2 separate regions of the Homo sapiens genome follow, and region 2 is linked to region 1. Evidence: read pairs that join two places in POLR2A ChIA-PET (ENCODE). Cell type or tissue: GM12878. All regions are shown on one strand. Each heading gives the region's core, and the rest is flanking DNA. Links, peaks and the distances in the headings are about the cores only.

Region 1 (3,780 bases), core at 840-3,339:
CTTCTAACTACTTTTGTGCCCGCTTATCACTGGAAGATCATATAAAAAAAAAAATTCTTCCAATGCAAATTTTCCACACCGTGTCTACTTCATCAATACTATTTTCTTTTTTGTTGTTTTGTTTTTTGAGACAGAGTCTCGCTCTGTCGCCAGGCTGGAGTGCAGTGGCGCGATCTCAGCTCACTGCAAGCTCCGCCTCCCAGGTTCACGCCATTCTCCTGCCTCAGCCTTCCGAGTAGCTGGGATTACAGGCTCCCACCACCATGCCCGGCTAATTTTTTTGTGTTTTTTAGTAGAGACGGGGTTTCACCGTGTTAGCCAGGATGGTCTCGATCTCCTGACCTCGTGATCCGCTTGCCTCGGCCTCCCAAAGTGCTGGGATTACAGGCATGAGCCACCACGCCCGGCCTCATCAATAGTATTTTCAAAGCACTCTATATGCTTTGTCGTCTACCACGTTTTGCAATGTGCTTGGCATAAACCAATGCCCCCATGGAAAGATAATACATTGGAAGAGTGCAACTGGGCAAAGGTGAAGTTAAAGGAAGTATCTGAAATTCCAGGAGGACTCAGGGTAGTTGTCGGTATAAAACCCTGCCTCACAGATCGTTTGGCTTGGGGCTCTCTCTGCAGCTATTGCTTCCTTTTTGTTTCTCAAATTTGTTTTTTTTTTTTTTTTTTTTAGAGACAGGTTCTCACTATATTGCCCAGGCTGATCTCAAACTCCTGGGCTCAAGCTATCTTCCTGCCTTGGCCTCCCAAAATCCTGGGATTACAGGTGTGAGCCACCACATCCAGCCTTGCTTTCATTTTTAAAGAGTCATTCTGTGTTATAGATCAATATCTGAGAAGGAATATTGGTTGTAATAACATCAGTTGAACACCCTTTTCTTTTTCATTTTTTTTTTTTTAACTGTTGTTACTCCTTTACTTTAAATATCCTGACTTTTGGCTACCATTTACCGAGCATCCATTTGTGCCAGACGCTGAATGCACTGGCTTACGTCCTCACAACCTCACAGCAGGCCTGGAATTGTCATCTTCATTTTACAGAGTGAATGTAATTTGCCCAAAGTCACAACTCAAGATGGTAGAACTGTGAGTTGAAATGGGGATCTGTCCGATGGCAAAGAGTAACTGCCCCTGGATTATTTTAGCATCTTTTTCTACGTCACTAGGAATTGTCTTAGAAATTCTAAGGAAAGCTAAATAAACATGACTTCAATTCTGGGGTCAAGACCAAATCTAAGGACTCTGAGGCGAGTCGTAGACATGATCAAAACCGTTAATAAGGATCATAGAACATAAACATCTCTATGCTCATTTTCTCTCATTTCTATTGGCAACATTTGTTCAGTGATAATACTAAGGATTATTATGAGTAGTCATCTCGGCCTCAGTCCACTTGTGCCTTTGTGGGGAAAACATACTAATGCTGTGATTTACTATGACAAACTCCTATAAAATTGAATAAGAGTATATCTCAGTTTATGTCAAAGAATATCAAGTAATCATAACCTTTTAATAAACATTGCCTCTTTTAATAATAACAACTTTGGATTTAAATAGACAATATAGTTACTAAAGGTGTATGGTTCAAGTCATCTACCACTAATTGCTTGCTTGACTCCTTTAAAACTCAGAGGAAAAGAAAATGTACATACACACAATGAAATGCTATTCAGGCCGGGCACGGAGGCTCATGCCTGAAATCAGCGTGAGCTGATTTGGGAGGCCGAGGCGGCTGATCATGAGGTCAAGAGCTGGAGACCATCCTAAAAATTAGCTGGGCGTGGTGGTACATGCCGGTAGTCCCAGCTACTTGGGAGGCTGAGGCAGGAGAATTGCTTGAACCTGGGAGGCAGAGGTTGCAGTGAGCTGAGATCGCACCACTGCACTTCAGCCTCGCAACAGAGTGAGACTTCGTCTCAAAAAAAAAAAAAAAAAAAATTAGCTGGGAGTGGTGGCATGTGCCTGGAGTCCCAGCTACTTGGGAGGCTAAGGTGAGAGGATCACTTGAGCCCTAGAGGCAGAGGTTGCAGTGAGCCAAGATCATGCCACTGAACTCCAGCCTGGGCAACAGAGCCAGATCCTGTCTCAAAAAGGGAAATAAAAGGAGAAGAAAGAAGAGGAAAAGACAGAGGAAGGGGGGGGAGGGGGGAGGGGAGGGCAGGGGAGAAAGGAGAAGGTAAGGAGAAAATAAAGGGAAAGAGAAACAGAAGGGAAAAGGAAAAAGGGAAAGGGAAGGGAAAAGGGAAGGAGAAGGGAAGGAGAAGGGAAAAGGGAAGGCGAAGGGAAAAGGGAAGGAAAGGAATGCTACTCAGCCATAACAAAAATGAAAGCCTGTCATTTGCAGCAACATGGATGGAACTGGAGATCACTATGTTAACTGAAATAAGCCAAGCAAAGAAAGACAAATATCGCCTGTTCTCATTCATATATGGGAACTTAAAAAGTTGATTTCATGGAGGTGGAGCATAAAATGATAGTTATCGGAGGCTGGGAAGAGTGTAGGGGGATGAAAAGAAGTTGATTAATGGGTACAAACATATAGTTAGATAGAAGGAATAAGTCCCAGCGTTCGATAGCACAGTAGGGTGACTATCATTAACCACAATTTATTGTATATTTCAAAATAGCTAGAAAAGAAGATTTGAGGCCAGGCGCGGTGGCTCACGCCTGTAATCCCAGCACTTTGGGAGGCTGAGGCAGGCGGATCACGAGGTCAGGAGATGGAGACCGTCCTGGCTAACACGGTGAAACCCTGTCTCTACTAAAAATACAAAAAATTAGCCAGGCATGGTGGCGGGCGCCTGTAGTCCCAGCTACTCGGGAGGCTGAGGCAGGAGAATGGCGTGAACCCGGGAGGGGGAGCTTGCAGTGAGCCAACATCGCGCCACTGCACTCCAGCCTGGGAAACAGAGCGAGACTCCGTCTAAAAAAAAAGAAGATTTGAAATGTTCCCAATACAAAGAAATGATGAATGTTCCAGGTGATGAATATGCTGAGAAGCCACCATAGAAAAATACCCTGATTTGATCATTACACATTGTGTGCAAGTATCAAAATATCACATGTACCCCATAGGTAGGTATAATTATTATATAGCAATACAAAAAATTTAGTCTGGGCATGGTGGCTCACCCTTATAATCCCAGCACTTTAGGAGGCCAAGGTGGGAGGATTGCTTGAGCCCAGGAGTTAAAGACCAGTCTGGGCAACATGGGAGGCCTTGTCTACAAAACATTTTAAAAATTAGCCAGCCAAGGTGACACCCACCTGTAGTCCCAGCTACTCAGGAGGCTGAGGCGAGAGGATCGCTTGAGCTTGGGAAGTCAAGGCTGCAGTGAACTGTGATTGTGCCACTGCACTCCAGCCTGGGCAACAGAGCAAGACCTTGTCTTAAAATTAAATTAAGTTAAAAACAAATTTTTAATAATTTTTTTTTTTGAGATGGAGTCTTGCTCTGTCACCAGGCTGGAGTGCAGTGGCGCGATCTCGGCTCACTGCAACCTCCACCTCCTGGGTTCAAGCAATTCCCCTGCCTCAGACTCCCTAGTAGCTGGAACTACAGGCGTGCACCACCACACCCAGCTAATTTTTTTTATTTTACTAGAGATGGGGTTTCACCATGTTGTCCAGGATGGTCTTGATCTTCTGACCTCGTGATCCACCCGCCTTGGCCTCCCAAAAGTGCTGGGATTGCAGGCATGAGCCACTGCACCTGGCCAGAAATTGTTTTTAAACCGAGAGAAGATGAAGGAGAAATGGAGATTTGAA
Region 2 (3,780 bases), core at 790-3,289, 1.2 Mb before region 1:
CTTACTTTGTTGTAAGAATAAAGTATATAATACATATAACATACAAAATATATGTTGATTGACACATATATAATAGGCAAGGCTTCTGGTCAATAGTAGGTTATTAGTAGTTAAGTTTTGGGGGAATAAAAGTTATACATGGATGCCAACTGTGAGTGAAATTCCATCTGGGGGCGCCCCTAACTCCCATGTTGTTCAAGGGTCAGCTGTACACCCAGCATCCCTCAATTTAAGGCCTATCTGCTTAATCACAACAATTCAATCATAGCTGACATGCTTCTGCCTATTATAGAATATCTGCTCAAGAATTGTGTCTGCTTTGTTGTATCCTTAATACTTAGTATGGAACCATGTACACAACAGATGATCTAAAAGTCTTTGTTAAATAAAAGAATAAATAGATTTTCATAGAATCGAAAGACTGGAAATCTACCGATGCAGGAAATCTGTCCCTTAGTGTGTTTTCAGCTGCAGGTAACAGAAAACTCAAAGTAACTTCAGAGCTGGTCAACAGAGAAATCCCATGATACCATCAAGGCCTGGTGTTTCTTCATTTCTCACTCTGCCCTCCAGAATGTTGACTTCATCCTGATTATCTTCTAGATTTCAGGGTGACTTCTTCGAGGAAATGAAGCTACAGGATTCCCTATCTGTGTTTGGAGAGAAAGAAGCTGCCAGGAGTTCTTCCTTTCAGCCAAATTGAGCCGAATCAGGTCACCTGCCCCTTTCTTAATCATTATCTGACCACTCAGGTCTGGGTCCCTGATGCAGCCACACATCGGGGGTACAGGATTAACATGACTGATTTAACCTGATCAGCATCTACTCTGAAACAGATCTCTTTTGCACAACTTATTGCTCTTCTGCAATGGTTGAGAAAGGGGATGGAGTTGGGGAATCAACTGCAATGTCCACCTAGAGGAAGAGGTGCCACTAGAGATTTAGATAGATTGTTCACATCCAAATAAAGTGATGGTTGTCACATTTTTCCAATCAGTGCTGGAATTAGTAGTGTCTCTTTACAAATATGAAAAATATCTCCAGCCAGGCGCGGTGGCTCACGCCTGTAATCCCAGCACTTTGAGAGGCCAAGGTGGGCAGATCACCTGAGTTCGGGGGTTCAAGACCAGCCTGGCCAACATGGTGAAACCCTGTCTCTACTAAAAATACAAAAATTTGCCAGGCGTGAAGGCGGGCACCTGTAATCCCAGCTACTCAGGAGGCTGAGGCAAGAGAATTGCTTGAACCCAGGAGGAGGAGGTTGCAGTGAGCCAAGATCGTGCCACCGTACTCCAGCCTGGGCTGGGCGACAAAAGCGAGACTCCATCTCAAAAAAAAAAAGAAAAAAAGTCTCCATCAAAGGTCTATGCTATGGATACCTAGAGTGCTCTTCAATGCCACAAAACAGATGAGCAAGTCTGGGGTTTAAATTATGGCTATCGTTTTGTTACTATTGTTATTATGGCTGGGGACCCAGAAACTAAGTGTTCCTTTATTAATCGATTCAGAAGAGCTTGAGCCTAAGACAAGACTCCGAGAAAATGGGTATCTGTGCTTCAACGGCTCTTCTAAGTCCCTCTAGATTTTAAATTCTGGGCAAAGCATACTCAGATGAGAAGTACAGAGAGAAAGCTCAACAGAACAAGCCAGTTCTGCAGAGAAAATTACTCACTGCTACTTGCAAGGAGGACAGACAACATAAATGGAATGAATGGACAGGGCTGGGTTGCCCCCCAGGAGTCAGTTCTTGCCTGGGTCTAAGACAAGAAACACAGAGTAAGAAGATAGCGTTTGTGCATCTGTCTTTGAGTCACACTAATCTCACCCATTAGTAAAATACAGCCCAATGAAGCCCAAATACACACAATAATATTACCAACTTCTCCTCCCTTGTGGGGGACACAAACGAAGTCCTGGTATTAGACGTTCCCCTCTAGGAGATATTACCAATTAACTGATATCTACAAAGCACTTGACAGTTTATATTCACAAGCACTTTCTGAGTTTTTCTTCTCCCTTATTCTGTGCACAGTGACAACTACTGCCCATTTTACAGATGAAGAGACTGAGATTCAAGACTAACCAGATTTCATCAATTCCACTGCATGTGCTCATGGGACACTAAGCTCTGAAAAAGGAAACCAAACTATCTAAATTTAGAATAATTTGTTTAATAATTGCAAAGGGAGGAAGTGAACAACAAGGGTCAGCTTGTCTAGAAACTCGCTCCTCAAAGTGAGCTCCAGGGACCAACGGCACCAGCATCACACCTGAGACCTTGTTAGAAATGCAGAATTTCAGGCCCCAGCCCAGACCTGGTCCATTAGAATCTGGATTTTAGTAAGTATTATAGTTTAGTAAGTATTTTAGTTTAGTATTACCTAGAGGATCTGAAAGCACATTAAAGTGTGGGAAGTATGTATCTAGAAGGGTCTAGAAGAGATGGCATACTGTCTGGGGCATTTTATCTTCTACTGGAGATCAGGAAGTGGGAGACCCAAAGGACAGGGTATACTGCAAGGACGCTGAATGGATGGACTTGAGGATTCAGGGGTGGCAGGATGCTTTCTGGGGAGTCAATGATGGGCACTAGACAGTCATACAGCACAGACTAAGGTCTCCTACACTAGCTTCTGCCTCTGTGTTCTGGGAATTTCAGTGCTGCCCAGACTGATAAAACACTCCACGGGAGAGACTCTGGACATATTTTTGTTGATGCAAGGTTGGCAAGGCAATTATTCAGCTATATCTTGGTCTTCACCTTTGCTCATGCAAAGTCTGTTACCATGATTGCAAAAATCTTTGCAAACTGCAGGTCAAACTCTCCAGGCAACAGGTAAGGAGATTTTTATATTTTCTCTTTTCTCCCTTATATAAAAGGAGAGGCAAGAGTATTTCCTCCTGCAGATTGTAAATTAGTTCAGGCCCTATGGAAAGAAGTTTGCAGATTTCTCATAGAACTAAACATAGAATTACCATTCGACCCAGCAATCAATCTCATTAATGGGTATATACCCAAAGGAAAATAAATCATTCTACCAAAACACACATGCACATGCATGTTCCTCACAGCACTAGTCACAATGGCAAAGTCATGGGATCAACCTAGGTGCCTATCAACAGTGGACTGGATAAAGAAATTGCGGTACATATACAGCATGGAATACTACTCAGCCATACAAAAGAATGAAATCATGTCCTTTGCAGCAATGTGGATGCAACTGGAGGTCTCTATCCTAAGTGAATTAAACACAGAAACAGAAAACCAAATAACACATGCTCTCACTTATAAGGGAGCTAAACATTGGGTACACATGGGCATAAAGATGGAAACAGTATACACTGGGGACTCCAAAGGAAGGGAGGTGGGGAGGGGAGCAGGGATTGCAAAACTACCTATTAGGTACTATGCTCCTTACTTGAGTGACAGGGTCAGTCACACCCCAAACTTCAGCATTACACAATAAGCTCATGTAACAAACTTGCACATGTACCCTCTGAATCCAAATTTTTTTTTAAAAAAAGAATATTTCCTCCTACAGAAGTGGTAGCAGTTATGACCTAGCTTCACCATTTCCCGAGGCAAGATGAATACACTTAAATCTCTTTTCAAGAAAAGTTATCCCAAGAAGTCCACAGTGTGCAAAGCATGCAAAGGGATGATAATAATAATCATAGAAATCAAGCCTTCCAAGAAAATTGGATTTTAATAACTGCTCTTTAAGGCTGGCATAGCCATCTGATGTCAGGGAGGGACCCAGCATATACCAGAGGACCAAA

The links. Peaks named below come from ENCODE experiments on the same cell type or tissue, not always from the same donor. Only the 100,000 strongest peaks of a DNase experiment are listed, where the experiment ranks them.
Region 2: POLR2A ChIA-PET joins it to region 1 with 5 read pairs; 1 of 35 experiments calls an interaction of 5 or more read pairs at or near these places.

What each region holds. Positions count from the first base shown.
Region 1 is chr6:17,301,361-17,305,140 of GRCh38, forward strand. No RefSeq gene overlaps it. Among named protein-coding and RNA genes, the nearest start is that of RBM24, 22 kb to the left of the region's middle. In GM12878, for the core only: no CTCF peak of the experiment used is centred there; a DNase peak (open chromatin) is centred at 2,181.
Region 2 is chr6:16,076,135-16,079,914 of GRCh38, forward strand. No RefSeq gene overlaps it. Among named protein-coding and RNA genes, the nearest start is that of MYLIP, 51 kb to the right of the region's middle. In GM12878, for the core only: no CTCF peak of the experiment used is centred there; a DNase peak (open chromatin) is centred at 2,137.